Regions from separate parts of the Homo sapiens genome. Here region 1 is linked to region 2. Evidence: chromatin loops called from intact Hi-C (ENCODE). Cell type or tissue: endothelial cell of umbilical vein. All regions are shown on one strand. Links, peaks and the distances in the headings refer to the core of each region. The heading gives the core; the rest is flanking DNA.

What was found. A loop is a pair of places that touch in the nucleus more often than their neighbours do. Peaks named below come from ENCODE experiments on the same cell type or tissue, not always from the same donor. Only the 100,000 strongest peaks of a DNase experiment are listed, where the experiment ranks them.
Region 1: a loop joins it to region 2, with 2.5 times the contacts of the local background. A loop is called at or near these places in 5 of 110 quality-filtered maps.

Annotation. Positions count from the first base shown.
Region 1 is chr17:82,214,127-82,223,522 of GRCh38, reverse strand. It overlaps a transcript of SLC16A3 not described here. Among named protein-coding and RNA genes, the nearest start is that of CCDC57, 6.0 kb to the right of the region's middle. RefSeq lists enhancers at 6,775-7,054, 8,116-8,410, 9,328-9,396. In endothelial cell of umbilical vein, for the core only: no CTCF peak of the experiment used is centred there; a DNase peak (open chromatin) is centred at 5,682; H3K27ac peaks cover 2,276 bases.
Region 2 is chr17:82,024,236-82,033,675 of GRCh38, reverse strand. LRRC45 (leucine rich repeat containing 45) reads right to left here. Exons shown (of 17, transcript NM_144999.4): 2 at 9,337-9,398; 3 at 8,913-8,983; 4 at 8,498-8,676; 5 at 8,169-8,297; 6 at 6,665-6,777; 7 at 6,232-6,290; 8 at 5,925-6,002; 9 at 5,530-5,665; 10 at 5,365-5,442; 11 at 5,168-5,279; 12 at 4,993-5,063; 13 at 4,491-4,583; 14 at 4,041-4,133; 15 at 3,438-3,611; 2 more. The coding sequence ends at 2,871. It overlaps RAC3 (Rac family small GTPase 3), which reads right to left and starts at 1,998. Exons shown (of 6, transcript NM_005052.3): 1 at 1,880-1,998; 2 at 1,218-1,289; 3 at 848-965; 4 at 667-729; 5 at 77-236. The coding sequence starts at 1,914. RefSeq lists silencers at 1,563-1,722, 1,923-2,002, 2,363-2,472, 2,493-2,782 and enhancers at 3,380-3,903, 9,398-9,440. In endothelial cell of umbilical vein, for the core only: a CTCF peak has its summit at 3,050; DNase peaks (open chromatin) are centred at 2,535 and 3,005; H3K4me3 peaks cover 1,877 bases.

The sequences.
Region 1 (9,396 bases), core at 1,397-9,396, 190 kb before region 2:
AAAAAGAAAAAATAAATAAGTAAATAAATAAATAGTCCAGGCGCAGTGGCTCACGCCTATAATCCCAGCACTTTGAGAGGCCAGTGTGGGCAGATCACCTGAGGTCAGGAATTCAAGACCAGCCTGGCCAATAGGGTGACCAGCCTGGCCAATCTCTACCAAAAATACAAAAATTAGCCAGGCGTCATGGCACATGCCGGTAATCCCAACTACTTGGGAGACTGAGGCAGGAAAATTGCTTGAACCTGGGAGGCGGAGGTTGCAGTGAGCCGAGATCGCGACACTATACTCCAGCCTGGGTAACAAAGAGCGAAACTCCGTCTCAGAAATAATAATAATAATAATTAATTAATTAAGGTAGAGCTCTTGTAGCACACGGTTACGGTAGAGGGCAGCTCAGCAGCACTGGACGTGCTCACGTTGTTGTCCACCACCAGCTGTCTAGTTTCAAAACTCTTTCATCACCCCTTAAAAACACCGTGCACTCATTAAGTAATTGCTCCCCATCCTCCTTCCCACAGCACCCCCCCTTCCCCGGTATCCACCCATCTGCTGTCTGTGTCTGTGGACTGGCCTGTCCTGGATGTTTCATGTGAATGGAGCCCTGCAGGGTGTGGCCTTTGTGACCAGCGTGTTTACTGAGCATCATGTCTTCCTTCCATGTTCGTCCATGGGAGAGGGTCTATCAGTGCTTCATTCCTTTTTTTTTTTTTTTTTTTGAGACGGAGTCTCGCTCTTGTCCCCCAGGCTGGAGTGCGGTAGCTTGATCTCGGCTCATTGCAACCTCCGCCTCCCTGGTTCGAGTGATTCTCCTGCCTCAGCCTCCCGAGTAGCTGGATTACAGGCGTGCACCATCACGCCCAGCTAATTTTTGTATTTTTAGTAGCGACAGGGTTTCACCATGTTGGTCACGCTGGTCTCGAACTCCTGACCTCAGGTGAGGCGCCTGCCTCGACCTCCCAAAGTGCTGGGATGACAGGCATGAGCCACCACACCCGGCCTCTTCATACCTTTTTACGGCTGAATGATGTTTCCTCATGTGGATGGACCACGTTTCGTTTCTTCACTCATCTGTTGATGGACATTTGGGTCATCTCCACCTTTTGGCTGTTGTGAACAGTGGTGCCACGGACATTCCTGGGCCAGTATTTGTGTGAACAGATGTCTTCGTTTCTCTTTGGTGTGAATGTAGGAGCGGAGTTGCTGGGTCCCAGGGCGACACTCGTCTCCACGAACGTGGGAGCGGAGTTGGGGGTCCCAGGGCGACGCTCCTCTCCACGAACGTGGGAGCGGAGTTGGGGGTCCCAGGGCGACGCTCGTCTCCACGAACGTGGGAGCGGAGTTGGGGGTCCCAGGGCGACGCTCCTCTCCACGAACGTGGGAGCGGAGTTGGGGGTCCCAGGGCGACGCTCCTCTCCACGAACGTGGGAGCGGAGTTGGGGGTCCCAGGGCGAGGCTCCTGTCCACGAACGTGGGAGCGGAGTTGGGGGTCCCAGGGCGACGCTCCTGTCCATGAAGAGCCACCACACTGCTTTCCACGGAGGCTTTGGCCATCTCCATTCTCAGCAGGGTGTTCAAGGGTTCCAGTTTCTCCACATCCGCACCAGCGCCTGTTATTTTATGTGGAGGTTTTCTGGGAGGTGTTTGTTTTTCAGAGACCAGGGTCTTCTTATGTTGCCCAGGCAGGAACTCCTGGGCTCAAGTGATCCTCCTGCCTCCGCCTCCTGCCTGGCTGAGACTCCAGGCCCGTGCTGCCACACCAGCCCTGTTTGTTTTTCATTAAAGCCGTGCTCGTGGGTGTGAAGTAGTATCTCATGATGGATTGGATTTGCGTTTCTCTAATGACTAATGATGTTGAGTATCTTTTCATGTGCCTGTTGGCCATTCTGTATCTTCTTTGGTATTGGGTTGTCTTTTTTGTTGTTGTTGTTTAGTTTCATTCTCTTTTATGTTTGGAACAGGGTCTTACTCTGTTGCCCAGGCTGGAGTGCAGTGGTGCGTTCTCAGCTCACTGCAGCCTTCACCTCCCGGGTTCACACGAGTCTTCCCCGCCTCAGCCTCCCAAGTAGCTGGGACGATAGGCAAGCACCACCACCACACCCAGCTAATGTTTTTGTATGTTTTTGTACAGACAGGGTTTCACCATGTTGCCCAGGCTGGTCTTTGAACTCCTGAGCTGAAGTGACTCGCCTGCCTCAGCCTCCCAAAATGCTGGGATTACAGGTGTGAGCTGCCGTGCCCGGCCCTTTGTTGAGTTTTACATGTTCTGGGTATTAAACTCTTAACAGATATATGGTCTGTATTTTCCCCCATTCTGTGGGCTGCCTTCACTCTCCTTTGATGCACAAAATTGTATCTTTGTTTCTTATGTTGCTTGTGTTTTTGGTATCATATCAAAAATCTGGGCCAGGCACAGTGGCTCACACCTGTAATCCCAGCACTTTGGGAGGTTGAGGTGGGCAGATCACTTGAGGCCAGGAGTTTGAGACCAGCCTGGCCAGTAGAAACCTGTCTCTACTAAAAATACAAAAATTAGCCCGGTGTGGTGGTGCATGCTTGTAATCCCAGCTACTCGGGAAGCTGAGGCACGAGAATTGCTTGAACCCAGGAGGCAAAGGGTGCCGTGAGCTGGGATTGCGCCACTGCATGCCAGCCTGGGTGGGTGACAGAGTGAGACTCTGTCTAAAACTAAATAAATAAATTAAATTAATTAATTAATTATGCTTTCTTCTGAGAGTTTTGTGATATTAGCTCTTATGTTTTGTTTGTTGATCTATTTTGCATTGATACTTATAAACGGTGTGAGATAGGGATCCAGCATTATTCTTTGCATGTGGATATCCAGTTGCCCCAGCACTTTTGTGGAAGAGATCTTTACTTTCTTTTTTTATTTACTTAAAAAAAATTTTTTTTAGATAGAGACAGGATCTCACTGTATTGGCCAGGCTGGTCTTGAACTCCTGAGCTCAGGTGATTCTCCCACCTCCACCTCCCAAAGTGCTGGGATTGCAGGCATAAGCCACCATGCCTGGCCGGAATCTATTACTTTCCTAAGGACAAAAATCAGTGTGATCAGCCTGCTTCCATGTTTAAGCTGGAGTGGGTGTGCCAGGCAGGGGCTGCCTGTGAGGCCAGAGGTTGCCCTGGGTCTCCCCTTCCCACTCCTGGGGTGGAGTGGAGCCCTACCCCAGCCCCTTGGCCCCAACATTCAAGCCTCAGCAGGCCAGGAGGTCATCAGCTGGAGGCCTCAGTGGTAGACATGGAGCAGGAGGCAGCTCTCCTGGGCACTGGGGGAGGAACAGCCTTCCTTGGCAAGAAGGTTTTGGGGTGGCCGTGGAGCCCAGCCTAGGGTGTCCAGGCCACACTGGGCCAACAGAGACAACTCTGTCCCAGGATCGGGGTGGCAGGTGGCTGGATGGGTGGGGACACTGCCCTCTCCTCTTGGCTCAGCCCTTTGGAGGCTGGGCAAAGTGTGGCCCTGAGAGCCCCCCCAACCTGCTGTGAAAGGGCCCCCCCGGCCCTGAGCGTCCAGCATCCTGGAGTGCGTTTTTTCGCCTTTCTCTGCTCCACCTGCCCTGTGTCCCACCCCTGCCTCCTCTTGAGCTGGGGGCTGGGGGGTCAGGGTTTCCTCTGCCCTCCTTGGAGCCCACGTCGGCCCTGGGTCTGCCATGGAGGCAGGACTGGAGTGTGGAAGGAGAGGAGTCAAGACTGGAACTCAAGGCTGGGTGGGAACAGCGCAGCCCATGCTCGCCTGTAGCCACCCTTCTCAGCGCAGACCCCCCGCCTTTCAGTGCAGCCCCCCAGCCCCCTCTTTGCACCCTTTGGCCTGGCTGCTCCTCCCCAAGTCCGAGACTGAGAGGCGGGGCCAAGCAGTGGGGGAGCAGTCCAGGCAGGGGCCCCAGAACCCCCTGCTCAGGGGCGGCCACCGGCACCTGGGAGGCGGTGGGGAAGGGCCCCATTGGTCCCCCTGCCAGCTGGGGCCTCCAGAGACACAGCAGGCCCAGGGAGCGAGGCCTCTGGCCTGCGAGACCCTACGGGCGGCCACTGGCTCCTGGGGAGCCCCCACGGCCTGCAAGTGCCTGGGGGTGACCGGACCTTCCCTGCTGTCTAGGGGAGGGTGACTGGGACAGTGTCACCCTCACCGCACAGACTAGCTCCTCCCCCGCCCCTTGGAGATGGGTGGGCACCTTCCCAGGTGGCACCAGCAAAGTGTGCTGCTGCCCCACACCCCCTCCCTAGGCCTCCAGGCCAACCCCCAAGTGCCTCAGACCTGCAGGCCCAGCAGGGCTCCATCGCTGCCCCGGCCTCCAGGCCCTGCCTGGTCCCGGGTGTCCTCCTCTTCTGCAGCTTGGGGGCTTCCCTGCATCTCCTGAGCCCAATGTATGGGCCCCATCCCTGCTCCTCTCCTCCCTGCCCACACCTGCCTGGGGTGGCCCCATCCACTCTCACGGTCCTTAGGAGCTTCCTCTCACGGTAACCCCGAAACGTCCTAGAGCCCAGACCCTCCGAGACCCTCAGTCCTGCTGGGCTCACACGGGGCTGCCTCAGCCTTTCTCTCCCTTATCCTCAACCCCCATGTCCAGTGGCAAGTCCCGTGGTCCCCAAGCCCTAGCGGTGCCCCCGGCGGCTCAGTGAGCCATTGGCATCCTGGTGTCCTGCCCACCCCAGCGCCTGGATGGAACAGATGCAGGTGAGTGACGGGCTTCGGGAACAGCCAGTGCCACCAGCCTGGCCCCAGGCCCTCGTCCCTGCTGCCCGTTCTCCACGCACAGCCGGAGGGTACCTTCTGCCCTTCTGCCGTGGTCAGCACCAGCCTGGTTTATGCTCTAGCCCTGGCCGGGCCTCTGTCCTCTCTTCCTTGGCCTAGAACATCATTCAGGTATCACCTGCTTTGGTGGTCCTGGTGCGGCCTCCCTGACCAAGCTCCACCTGCACACACCCTCGGCACCTTACACATGGCTCCTTCAGGGCTCTGTGCACCCCTGCGCTATTGACAGCTGCCTTCTTCCTGCATTTCTCCTCCTCCAGTGACCTCCTGGGCTCGCCTTGGCCGTCCACCCCGCAGTGACCGAGGCTGGGCTCCCCTTGGCCGTCCACCCCGCAGTGACCGAGGCTGGGCTCCCCTTGGCCGTCCACCCCCCCAGTGACCGAGGCTGGGCTCCCCTTGGCCGTCCACCCCCCCAGTGACCGAGGCTGGGCTCCCCTTGGCCGTCCACCCCGCAGTGACCGAGGCTGGGCTCCCCTTGGCCGTCCACCCCCCCAGTGACCGAGGCTGGGCTCCCCTTGGCCGTCCACCCCCCAGTGACTGAGGCTGGGCTCGCCTTGGCCGTCCACTCACCAGGGTTACCCAGAGCTTGTCATTGCTGGGACTGCAGCTACCCTACGTCTCAACCTGGAGCATCCCAGGTCGAGGAGCAGAGGTCACCACCTGCCAGCCCCTGCTGTGGCCTCGTGCCCAGCCCCAACCTGGCACATGGAGGCACAGGGAGGTTCTGAAGTGCCCTTGGCCTTCACCAGGCCAGAGCCAAGGACATGAGGACAGCAGCCAGGCTGTGGCTAGAGGCCTATGGGGCCGGGGGCCTGGGGAGTGGGGCCGGGCTGTGTGGCAGGATCTGTGCCTCTCGCCTGAGGGGGAGGGCAAGGCCTTGCCCAACCTTCCTGTCCGGCCAGGACCGCAGGCCCCGCAGCCAGTGACTCAGCACTGAGAACTCAGTGGAACTTCCTGGGGGGTTGGGGAGGGGCATGGGGCTTCTGACAGTGCCTGTCCCTTGCCCCTTGCCGCAACACTGGCTCAGGAACCGCTGTTTTCACACTGTCGGCGGCCGGGGTCCAGCCCCGTCCCTTCCAGAGGCCACGTGAGCCCCTTAGCTTCCCCAGCCTCAGTTTCCTCACTTTTACCCCAAGACAGGAGGACTTTGTGGTCTCTACGTGACGTGGTTACAGTGTGGAAATGCCGTGTGTCCCCCAGGGTCCCCCCAGCTCCCTCAAAGCACCTCCTGCTCACAGGCTGCTGTCCCTGCAGTGGACAAGGCAGCCGAGGAAGGTGGATGCCGGGGCACCTTGGCTCCTCTCCTTCTGGACGAAGCCGGCCTTGGGAGGACAGCCTGGCTTGGAGCCCCCTTGGGTGCCCACCCACTGGGCAGCACGGCCTGTTCCACACCAGCCTCGAGGGAGCATCCCCTGGTCCTGCCCGTGTCCACACCAGGATCCCTGGCAGCACTGGCCCTGCCTCCAGGTCTTGACCTCCAGGAAGTGGCTGTGGTCACGGCCGCTGTGGGGCATGTCTGACGCCGCTGTCCGGCTCCTGGTCCCATCTGGACAGTGCCAGTCTTGCTGGTCTGTTCCTGGAGGGTCTTCCTGTCCAGAGGAGCCTCCCTGCCTCCAGCCCTCAGGCAGGAGTCAGTGCCCACCCCCCTCCTCCTGGAGCAGCCAGACACTGAGGCCCACTCACACCCACCAGGCCCTTTCATTTCTTGGCTCCTCTCTGGCCTCAGGACCTGGGAGCCAGGCAAATGGTGCCCATGGTCACCCTTTCAGCTGAGCCACACGCCCGGGTGCCCCAGGGACAGAGCAGGGCGTGCCACAGGCACTGGCCAGATCCAGATCGGAGCAGGGCCCGCCCACACCCACCGGGCCCTTTCATTTCTTGGCTCCTCTCCTGCCACAGGGCCTGTGAGCCAGACAGATGGAGAAGTTGCCTCTGCAAGTCTGACGTGGGCATTCCCCAAACCTGAGAGGAAGTGGCTTGCTCTGGCCCATGCAGGCTGGTGCCCAGGCGGGGGCCCCCGCACCTCTTGTCCTGGATCCCTGTGCTTTTAGGGCCCTGCAAGAGGCCTGGAGGCCTCAAGCAAGCAGCTTTTGGGGGCTCCCATGGTGAGGTCTGCCACCAAGGTCAGTCTGTGTTCTGGGAAGCAAGAGCCTCAGCCCACACTTACGCCCTCAGCCATGGCCTTCTGACCTTCCTCTCACCCTCCCTTGTTTACCCCACTCAGTGACATGCGGCTGCCTGACACCCAGATGTGTGTCTGGGTGGGTGGGGCATAGGTGCCAGGAACGCAGCTGGGAGCAGGACAGCCAGTTCCCCACCCACCTTGCTCTGCCACAGAGGCATGGGAGGGTCAGGTCCTGGCCGTGTCACTCACCGGGGCACCAGGAAGGGCCCTCGGCCTCCACTGTCGTGGCATGATGAGGGTGGTTGCAGGACGGCCTGGGGGAGCCAGCACTGGGGGCTGTCAGCCCCACACAGGTCCAGGGCTGAATGGTGGTCCCCAAAGAAATAGGATCCAGTCGTAGCCGCTGGTCCATTAGAATGCGGCTTGGGAATAGGGTCATCGCCGACGTAATTGGCTGGGTGGTCCTGCTCCAACGTGATGGCGTCCTAAGAAGGGCAGCACATGGAGACAGACACACAGGAGAAGCCGCATGATGGTGGATATAGGGGCGGGAGGGGGCGATGTGGCTGCAGCCAAGGGTGCCGAGGCTGGAAGGGTTAGGTGCCTGTGGTCCCAGCTACCTGAGGCCAAGGTGGGAAGGATTCTCCCATAGGGCTTTTGGAGGGGCCATGGCCCGGCCGACATCCTCAGCTTTCCTGAACTGGGAAAGAAGAAAGGACCAGTTTGGGGTTCTTTGTTTTGGCGGCCCAGGCCCTGGCTCACACCCTGTCTGCCTTCCACCTGTGAGTCCTGCTGGGTGCTGGAGGCCAGGAGTGAAGGGAATGTGGTCTCCCTCAGCCAACTCCCGGCCACCCGCACTGAGGGTGCCCAGGTGGAGCCCAGCTGGGGAGCTGGGCAGGGAAGGAGGGGGAGGGGTTCTGCAGTGTGGGGGGGGCAGGGAAGGAGGGGGAGGGGTGCTGCAGTGTGGGGGGCAGGGAAGGAAGGGGAGGGGTGCTGCAGTGCTGGGGGGATTCAGTAGGTGTAGCCTCGGGCCTGAGCTGACGGCGGGCGCTCTGGGACCGTGGAGCTCAACCCAACGGAACGGCCCTCGAATCAGAGCACAGGCTGTGAGGGCCAGACCGGCCTGCCCCACAGCTTCAGGAACCAGGCAGTGCCCGTGGCACACCCTGCTCTGTCCCTGGGGCACCCGGGCATGTGGCTCAGCTGAAGGGGTGACCATGGGTGCCATGCTGCTGACTTGGGCCAGCACACGATTCCAGGTCCAGATACCCATGACGTGACAAATGACCTGCTAGGGCCGCATAACTCAACACCACAGCCTGGGCGGCTTAAACGACATTTATTTTCTCACTTCCGGAGTCTGGATGTCAGGGATCAGGCTGCCGGCAGGGTGGGTTCCTCCTGAGGCCTCTCCATGGCTTGCAGACGGCACCCTCTCCCTGCGTCCTCATGTGGCCTCTCCTCTGTGTGCTCACTCCTGGTGTCTCTTCCTCTTCTTTTAAGGACAACAGTTCAGGGTCCCACCCTTAGGACTCACGTAACTTTAATTACCTTCTTAGAGGCCCTATCCATAACACATAGGTTTAGAGGGTTTTTTTTGGAGACAGGGTCTTGCTCTGTCACCCAGGCTGGAGTGCAGTGGCGCGATCATAGTTCACTGTGGCCTCGAAGTGCTGTGTTCAAGTGATCTTCCCACCTTGGCCTCAGGTAGCTGGGACCACAGGCATGTGCCATCACACCCGGTTAATTTAAAAAAATTTTTTTTGGCCAGGCATGATGACTCACACCTGTAATCACAGCACTTTGGGAGGCCGAGGCAGGCAGATCACTTGAGGTCAGGAGTTTGAGACCAGCCTGGCCAACATGGCAAAACCCCATCTCTACTAAAAATACAAAATTAGCTGGGCATGGTGGCAAGTGCCTGTAATCCCAGTTACTCAGGAAGCTGAGGCAGGAGAATCGCTTGAACCTGGGAGGCGGAGGCTGCAGTGAGCTGAGATCACGCCGCTGAACTACAGCCTGGGCAACAGAGCGAGACCCTGTCTCCCGAGCTCAAAGGATCCTCCCTTTGGCCTCCCAAGGTGCTGGGTTCACAGGTGTGAGCACTGTGCCCGGCCCACACATGGGTTCCCATAGATCCCACTTTACAGGCAGGGACACTGAGGCATGCAGAGCCGGGATACAGACCAAGCAAGTCCTGGCTCCTCTTCTGGGTGTCCCAGCCCGTCTCGGACACCCACGCTTACCCAGGCCTGGTGGCTGCATCGTGGACATGGGGGCAAGGCAGCTCTCTGGGTGGGCAGAGGCAGGAGCTGAGGCAAGGATGTGGGCATCCTTTTGGGTACATCTAGTCCTAGAGCTGATCCAGGGGCCAGTCAAATGTGCAGCCAAAGTCGGGTCAACCCCAGCACTGTCCTGTGGGTGGGGGTAGCAGGGAGCCAACAGTCCAGGCCCTACATCCTGTTCTAATAGAGTGACAAGTCTGATGAGGCTGGGGGTGCAC
Region 2 (9,440 bases), core at 1-8,000:
CAGTGAGGGTGGGGTACAGGGAGGCCCTTACTGCGCCTCCCCACCCCTCCCCTGCAGGCCGCCAGCGCCTACCCACCAATCTCCCGGGCCATGGCCAGGCCCTGTGGGTAGGTGATGGGTGCCAGCTTCTTGTCCCGCAGCCGCTCAATGGTGTCCTTGTCGTCGCGGAGGTCCAGCTTGGTGCCCACCAGGAGGATGGGCGTGTGGGGGCAGTGGTGCCGCACCTCCGGGTACCACTGCAGGGACAGACGCTCTGATCCCTAGGCCCGGAGTCGGCTACCCCAGCCCCACCTGAGCAAGTCACGGCCCTCAGGGACTTTCCCCACTGTTCCAGAGCTACACTTGGCTCTTCTTCCTTCAAGGGGTGACCAGGGGCGGATTTGGTGGGGAGATACCAGGAACAAACACGCAGCCAGGGAACCTGGAGACCTCCCAGGGCCTCCTAGTCAAGGCCCATCCCCAGCAGCCAGAGCCCTCAGAACCCTCCATTCTGAGAGCTGTGACCACCACCACGGCACCCCATCAGCCCCCATGGTCATCTTCAGACCCCACTCCGTGTGCCTACCCCAGGCAGAACCCGTATCGCAATTGCCTCTAAAGGACAACTTGTCGGGGCAGGTACTGGGGCAAGCCCTCTCCCCACAGGGGCCCCCAGCCTTGCCCTACCTTGGCACGAACATTCTCGAAGGAGGCCGGGCTCACCAGAGAGAAGCAGATCAGAAAGACGTCCTTGGGAAAAAGGTGGGACCTGGTGGAGTGGTCAGGGGCTCCCCAGGGCCCTGCTCCCTCCCTTGTGCGGATCTCAGGGACCCCCCCAGCTCCCGGGGCTGGCCCCATTGTTACGTACAGTTTGGGGGTAGGAGAGTGGCCGCAGCCGATCGTAGTCCTCCTGACCCGCTGTGTCCCACAGCCCCAAGTTGACTGGTTTCCCGTCCACCATCACGTTGGCAGAGTAGTTGTCAAAACTGCAGAGCAGTGAGGGCAGGGTCAGGGCTTGGGAGGGGTCCCAGAAACCCCCAGCCCTGCTGGCCTGTGTCTTGGGGTTCACAAGTCTGCACAGAACTAGAACTCTGGCCAGCACCTCAGCTCCAGCCGGGAAGCCCAGAGACAGGGCCACCTGAGCCGACGTGGAAGCCCAGAGGAGACCCTGCCCGTGTCCCCCCCATGCCACACTCACACGGAGGGCCTGTGCTCTCCCGGGAAGCCCCCACACTCACACGGTGGGGATGTACTCTCCGGGGAAGGCGTTGGTCGTGTAGCTGATCAGCAAGCATGTCTTCCCCACGGCGCTGCGGACAGGGCAAGCCACGTGGCTCCCGGGCCCGGCCTCGGACCCTCTGCCCAGCAAGGGCAGCCCCCTCTCCCGGAGCCAGAGGCGAGTTAGGGGCGTCTGGGGTCGAGAGGGGGACCCAGCCCACCAGATCCGTGGCGACCTAAGGCTGGAGGACGACCTGGGCAGGCCGGGCTCCGGGGGCTGGGGTGGTGAATAAGGGCGCAGGGCGCCCCACACTGGGGCCCCAGGCAGAGGCCCCGACTCCGAGGGTGGCGGCAGGAGAGGGTGGGGCCGGCTGAGGGTTCAGCCCAGGTGAGAGGCCTGGCCCCACCCACTGGGAGGACAGGGCGGCGGCCCCGCCTCGCCCGCAGCCAGCCCAAGCGGGAGCCGGGCAGCATCAGGTGGGCCCGAGCTGGAGGCCCGCGGACCCCGCCCCGCCCCACCCCGCCCTCCTCGACCCCGGGGCGCACGCGGCTCGGGCGGGGTACGGCGGGGCCGCCTCGCGAGGACCCGGGCGCCACCCCCGCCCCGCCCCGGCTGCGCCCCGAGCCCCCGAGCCCCCCTCCCGCCCAGCCCAGCCAAGCGGCCTCCGGGCCGCGCACTCACCCGTCGCCGACCACCACGCACTTGATGGCCTGCATGGGCGCGGGCCGGGCGGCGGCGGGCGCGGCCGCGAGCCGAGCTGCGGAGAAATGCCCGGCGCCGCAGCGGCCGCGGACCCGAGCGCCGAGCGATCGGCCGGAGACAGCCGAGCGCCGCCGAGCGCCGGGCGCGGAGACAGCCGAGCGCGGCCGGCGGGGGGCGGGGGGCGGGGGCGGGGGCGGGCGGGGGGCGCCCGGCCGCGCGGCTGGCGGGGCGGGGCCGCCCGAACCCGGGCAGAGCTGCGCGAGCTGCGGCGCCCCCGCCTCCAGCGCGACCCCGGCCCGGGGGTCTCCTACGGGTCCCTCGGGGCGCAGCGCAGGCCGGAGAGAGCCCAGCGACCTGGACCCGGCGGGGAGGGCTCCGCGCGCTGCGCTTTCTCGGGGACCCGCCCCCTGCCGCCGGGAGCCAGCTGGGAACTCCGGGGTCTGCAGCCGCCCGAACCCCCAGACGGACAGCCCCCGCGGCCCTCCCGTCCCTTCAAGGCAGCGGCGAGGAGGGGCGAACAGCCGCACCCCGGCAGGCCCTCCCTGCAGGGCTGGGGGCAGAGGGCCGCGCGTTTGGAGAGGCACGGACGGTCGCGCGTTTGGAGGGAGAGGCGGGGCCAGAATGTATCACAAAGTGCAAACGCGCTGTATTTCCAAACCCCGCCGCGCGCAGGCGGCCGCAGCGTTCACGGTGACATCGCAAAAGGCGAGGGGGAGACGCGCCCGCGGGACCCCTTCCCGGTGTGCTCCCACGTGGCGTCGACCGGGAAGAAGGGGCCGGTAGGGAGCCCTTCCCAGGCGCCTCCCACGGGGTTCCCCCGCAGCCGCGACACCACCAACAGTCGCCGCAACCGCCGCGTGGAACAGACGACCCGGGTCTCAAAGAGGCGGCGCGGGCGGGACGCAGCCCCTGGTCCATCTCGGGCGCCGCCTGATGCACTCCTACTGCGCCCGGGTCCTCCCGGCCTGTCTCACTTTGGGGGGCTCAGGGTCCTCACGGGGGACGCCTGCACGTAAGCCAGGACGGCGTTCTGCAGGAAGCTCGCCCTCTGGGCCTCCTCGTCCCGGATGCGGGCGATCTCCGCCTCCCGGAGCCGCAGCTTCTCCCGGAGAGACGCGTTCTCGCTCTCCCTGTCCAGCAGCGCCTCTCGGTGGTCGCTCGCCATCACTGCAGGGCAAGGAGCGCAGTGAGCGGACGCAGCCCCAGCGCACCGTGGCACGGCCTCAGCACGGGAGACCTGGCCAGCCCCGCTCTCTGGCTGGCCTCACGTCCCACCAGTGGGCGGCGGGAGGACAAGGGTCTGGCTCACCTTTCAGCTGGCGCTCCAGGGCCGCCGCCTTCTCCCTCAGCGCCTCCTGAGCCGCCAGCTCCGCCTGCAGCCGGCCGTTCTGCTCCTGCAGCTCCACGCGCACCCTGCTCACCTCGGCCACCCTTTCCTGGTCCTTGAGGCTCAGCTCCTGCCAGGCACGAAGGCTGGGGAGTGAGGCGAGGGTTGGGGGCTAGCACGCCCGGGGCCCCCCACCGGAGCCCCGCCTACCTGCTGCAGCTCTTCCAGGCGCCGCCGCAGGCCCTCAACTTGCAGGCCCAGCTGGCTGACCCGGGTCTGGGCCTCGGCCACCACCTGCTTCTGCTGTAGGCAAGCGCCCTGCGCCTCGTCCCGTGCCTGCGCCAGCAGTCTCAGCTTGTCCTCCAGGTGAGCCAGGCGCTGTTGCTGTGAGCACAGGGGCCGCCACGAAGCATGAGGGGCTCAGCCTGAGCTCAGCTGAGGGAATGTCTGCACGGGCACGACCCCACCTCTCTGCAGGACTGGCTGCTCTAGTTACTATGACTCTGAACCCGCTCCCCTGGCAGCCACCTCCTCCAGATGCCCTCTGGGCTCTCCTCCTCCCTCTTCGGTCACACCACCCCTCCCATCCATCCATGCGTGTAGTCACAGGCTGCAGAGATGGGCCAAACCTCTCCACCGTCTCAGGCCCTGATCCAAGGCTGAAGCGGACCCACCAGTGTCCAGGGTGTGCTCATCTGACCTCAACACCACACTCCCGCCTCCCCACTCAGACCGAAGCTCTGGAGTCTGCATGCGGGCCGCAATGCCGGGCAGCCTGGCTCCCCCGGAGGGTGGCGGACATGTGTGGCTCACCTCCTCCAGGCGGGCCTGGCTCTTGGCCTTGATCAGCTCCTCCTCAGCCTGGCCACGCTCGCTGAGTGCCGCTGCTTTCACTCGGCTCAGCTCCTGCACAGATGGCCACCTGCCAGCCCGTTCTCCTGTCCCTGGCCCAGGGCCCTTCTCTCTCTGGCCCATCCAGCCAACCCCAGCCAGGGGGGCTCCTCTCTGCCAGCCTCCTGAGGGCCACGCAGCTGCTCTGCCACCTAGCTCGCTGGGCAAGGTTCCTAAGGCCAAGGAAGTCCGAATGCCACCTAAGTCCCTTTAGCTTCTTGGGCACACTGGTGGGTGGGTCCCCAAGGTGGGGCCTATGAGCCTCTGGGAACAGGAAGAGGTCTCTGGTCCTGAGGCGGCGAACACCAGGGGCCCCTGCCTTGTTCAGCCCAGGACTAAGGCAGAGCTTGGCCCTGCCTGGTGGGCACTCACCTCCTCCAGGGACAGCCGCGCCGCCTCCAGCCTCTGCACCCGCTCCTGCATGGCCTTCTCACTCTCCTCCAGGTGACGGGTCATATGCTCCACCTGCTCAGGGGCAGGGATTGTGGGGCCAGAGTGGAGAGCGGGCCTCCCTACCTTCTCCTCACGGACTCCCCACCCTGAAAGGCAGGTGTCTCTTGAGAACCTTGTTCATTCTGAGAAAGCACTGCCTCAGATGGCCTAGCAGGAAACTACCGCAGCATGCACACCCTGAACGAGTGGGCCTTGGTGTCTCTTCAACGGCAGCCTGTACTACGGCTCAGACATTGCCGGGGTCCCCCCGCCGCCCCCAATAGGAGGTTCTGGGTCTGACATCCGCTCAGGCTGGCAAAATACGGCCACCCAGTGACCCAAGGTTGGCAAGGGAAGCTCCCACCAGGTGTGTGCTTTGGGGACACCTGCGTGACACCAAGACCAGAGACTGAGGCGCATTAGAGGCCAACGAAGAGGGCACCTCCTTGATGCGCAGGCTTTCGGAGTCCTCCAGGCTCTGTCTGCATCTTCTCTTCTCCATGTCCAGGCGCTCTGGAAGCCCAGGGTGGGCAGAGTATGCGTGAGCATCCCCTGGGGGCCCCCGTCCCCCGGTGCCCATCCCCAGGCCCCTCCACAGCAGGCCTGCCCGTGCCCACCCTCGGCCTGGATGGCCCGCATCTTCAGCTCAGCTGACATGCTGGTCATCTCCTGCCTGGTCTGGAACAGCTGCTCCTGCTGACACCTGAACTTCCGCTCCAACTCGTCTACCTGAAAGCCGGCACCAGGGAGGGAAGCTGCAGCCCAGCCCTGCCGCGCCCACCCTGGGCTCCCTGGCTCCATCCACCACAGCTACCTGGTTTTGCAGAAGCAGGTTCTTTTCATTGGCAGCAGACAAGTCTCTGAGGAGTTTAGACTCCCGCTCTGCAGCTTCCTGGGAGGGGAACGGGGTATGGGTAGTGAGGGTCACGAAGCCGCCACGCACCCCTTGGCCCACCCCTCTCAAGCCCTGCCCACCCACCTGCTGCTCCAGCTTGAGCTCCTTGGCCTGCCTCTGTGACAGGCTCAGCTGCTCCTGCTCCGCTGTGGCCAGGAGCTCCCCCAGGTCCTGGGCCTTCTGCTCCGACAGAGCCAGGGCGGCCTCTGTCATCTGCAGCCTGCAGAAAGGAGGGGCAGCACCCCCGCCCCGGTTGGAGTTTCACTTGCCTTATAAAGGCCTCGCTGCTTTCACTGTTGCTGGGCACCTAGTCAACCCCAGCCAGCACCCGCCTCCTCCAGGAAGGCTTCTGGGTTACTGCCCCAGCCTCACCATTTCCCACCTCTGCTTTGCAAACAGGACTTGCACACAGGTTCACACCACCTTTCTCTGCCCTGTGGGCACGTCTCTGAAGTATCCTGAGGCCACCCCCCACTTACTTGGCCTTGAGAGCGTTGATGATGGAGTGCCTCTCATTCAGGGCTTCCTGAAGCTGCCCTACACGGGCTGCCGACGCCCTGTGGGCAGAGAGGAGGGTGCAGAGAGTAACCCAAACCCCAGAGCGCTCCCATACCCCTCTGGCCTCGGTAGCTGCTGCTGTTCCTTAAGCATCTATGGTCGCCTGGGCACTGAGCCTCCAGCGACCTCCTCGTGGCCTCACTCGTGGGCTCAGGTTGGTCCCATCTGAGTCTGAGCCAGGACCTGATCCCTGAAGCCTCACCCTGCCCCTGCCCTGGGCCCGCTCACCTGCTGCTCTTGGCCATCTCTTCTCGCTGCTTATCAATAGTCTCCATCAAGTCGAGGAACTGGGGACAGAGACAGCCGCAGCCCTGTCAGGGCACCTGCAGCCTGTCCACCTGACCTTCTCAGGGGGAAGGAGAGCCAGCGCCCACCAATGTGGCAAGGCAGCGGAGGGTTCCACCCACGGTGCCCTGTCTCCTTCACAGGAAGGGTGGCCCCTGCAGAGCGAGGCCTCAGGGCTCAGACGCCAGCTCCCCAAGGAAGTCCACCTGCAGATCAGACCAGGAGGCCGCCCCTCCTTCCTGGTACCAGCCACTCAGAGAGGCTCCAGGGCCCCGAGGAAGGGAAGATGGGCAGACCACGGGGCTGAGGGAGGAAGGACGTGGCCAGGCCCTCCAGCCATAAGCAGCTCCAAGGTCAGTGAAGGCGCCATCCTCACCTGCTTGGACTTCTCCTCCCGGAGGTGCTGGACCTCCTTGCTGAGGACGTGAGTGCGGGCTTGGTTCTCCTGGAAGGTGGTGAGCCGGTCCTGGCTGTGGCCCATGGCTTGCTCTGCAGAAGGAGCTGTGTCAGCTGGGCACAGGGGCTCATGCCTGGAATCCCAGCACTTTGGGAGGTCGAGGTGGGTGGATCACCTGAGGTCAGGGGTTCGAGACCAGCCTGGCCAACATGGTGAAACCCCATCTGTACTAAAAATACAAAAAAGTAGCTGGGCATGGTAGCGCACACCTGTAATCCCAGGTACTCGGGAGGCTGAGGCAGGAAAATCGCTTGAACCGGGAGGTGGAGGTTGCAGTGAGCCGAGATTGCGCCACTGCACTCCAGCCTGGGTGACTGAGTGAAACTCAGTCACACACACACACACACACACACACACACACACACAAAGGAGCTGTGTCACCCCGGGGCTGCTTAGCCTCAGGAGTAGCTGGTGGCCACCAGCCCTGCACCCAGCGGCTGGCTGCTTGGGAATCTATGCCGTGTGGGGCAGCGTCTCACCCGGCAAGTCAGGGGTGCCCCCTCAGTGCATGGGGGTGGAAGTGCTTTGTGGGGTTCGGGCTGTGAGCAAGAGCCGCCTGGTGTTGGGGAGCGCGTGCACATGTGGGGCAGAGGTGGTGGGAGCTGCTCCACCGCAAAAGGCAAGGGCCATCCTGGGGCATCTGGCCACCATCCCAAAGGTCAAGGGGCACTGCACAATGCTGAGGCAAATGCTGTGCCCAGCTCAGTTCTGGAAAGATCTGGGTAGCATGTGGCGAGGGGGCAGAGGTCAGGAGGGATGACAACAACCAGGGCAGTGCCGAGGCGAAGCCAGGGACGGCGCAGCTGGAGTCAGAGGCCAGGCAGAACCAGCAGGAGGGATGAGCCCTCAGCACAGGGGCTGGAAGAGGCTGCCGCTGTGCGCGGATTAGGGAGTACGGGGGGCCTGGCAAAGTCCCCAGCTGAGTCTGGGGCACTGGGGCCTGAGGCTGAGACATCAGCTGCAAGGATTCGGGGTCGCTGGTGGGAGGGAATGTGTGGAGGCCAGCACAAGCCAGGGGGCCCCACCTCACCTGACTCACATGCAGGGCCACAGACTCAGGGTGACCAGGGAGCCTTCCTGGCCAAGGCCAAGACCTGGGCCACCCGAAGCATCAGCAAAGCCACCAAGGCCAGGACTGTGAGCCACACGGCCTCAGCTTCCCCAGCTGTGAAACGGGCACCCTCCACTGCACAGGTCCTAAGAACTCAGCAAGTACACAGGGCGCCTCGGACAGTGCCCATGTGTGGCGAACGCCATTCAAGTGCCAAACAGGTGCCCCACGACCCCTCCGCTCCTTCCTGCTTCCCCTGGGCTCTCAGGCTGCTCTCCTCATCAGTTCCCGTCCTGAGCCCGGCACCCCGCCCTCGGTGGACAGGCCTCTGTCAAAGGCTCACGCGTCACTCCACACAGCCCTGCACCGTACCCACGGCTCTGAGGACGTCTCCAGGGATGTTGTTCCCAGCCAGGTCCAGTCTCCACAGGGTTCTGTTGCTGGGGAGACAGTTCATGAGGGCCCGGCCCCCCAGGAGGCCAACGTTATTCCAGCGCAGGTCTGGAAGGAAACCTGTAGTCACCAGACAGAATGCACCTGGCAGAGGGGGAGCTGGCCTGGCCGGGGTGCTTCCCTAGGGGGCACTGCCTTGCAGTCATCAACAGAGCAGGAGCACAGGCCAGTCCCCTAGCCCCTCACTTCCCAGAGCAGAGGCAGCCTCAGAGGGATGAGGGAGCCTGAGGGCGCCTGGGAGGCCTCACCCAGCTGCTGGAGGGTGGTGTTGCCCTTCAGGGCTAGGGCCAGCTCCTCCGCGCCCTTGTGACTGATCTGGTTGTTGCGGAGGTCCAGCCGCTGCAGGGCGCCGTTGGCCGCCAGGCCCCCGCAGAAGGTGGCGAAGGCATCGTCCCACGTGCCCAGGCTGTTCCACTCCAGCGTGAGGCTGCAGGAGGGGCAGAAGCCAGTGTTCACCTAGGGGACTGCCTAGCCCGTGGGGTCCAGGGCTTGGGGACGGGTGTGGGCTTGGGGTCTGATGGGCCGGAGCCTCTGCCTACCCCTGCCAACGTATGTGAAACATGGGCACCTGGCAATGGGGAACTCTTGGGCTGCAGAAGCATGTGCTCGGGGCCAATCCTCAACCACACAGAGACAGGGCCTGGGGTCGGGACCACCACCCACCTCTGAATGGACTTGTTCTGTTGGAGGAGTTTTCCCAGAGCCTCGGCCCCTGCAGCCCGAAGGTTGTTGCCCTAGGAGAGAAACAGGCCGGTAGTCACTCGCGTGCCCTGACTGGCTCTGAATTCCCGCCCATGCCCCAAGGGCCTTGGTCAGCCAGGGGACAAGCCTGGGGTGCACCCTGCAGCCTTCCTCAGCTCCTGGGCTCCCTGTCTTCAGGGGGCTTCCAAGGGCCGGCTTGTTTGCCAATGTGAACTCTTGCTCTGGAGATGGTCACACACAGGAGGCCATCAGAGAGCGGCCTGGGGACTCACAGACAGCTTCCAGCCACCTGCCCAGACCCCAGGCCCCCGAGACCTGGCATCTTCCACCTCTCCTCTTGCCCTTGGGTGGCACACTCGGACACTCAAGAGTGCAGGTATCTCACCTTTAAGTCCAGAAAGCGCAGCACGGTGTTGGCACACAGGCCTCGGAGCAGCAGTGTGGCCCCTGTGTAAGGGGGGCCGGCGGTCACTCTCTGCCCCTGCTGAC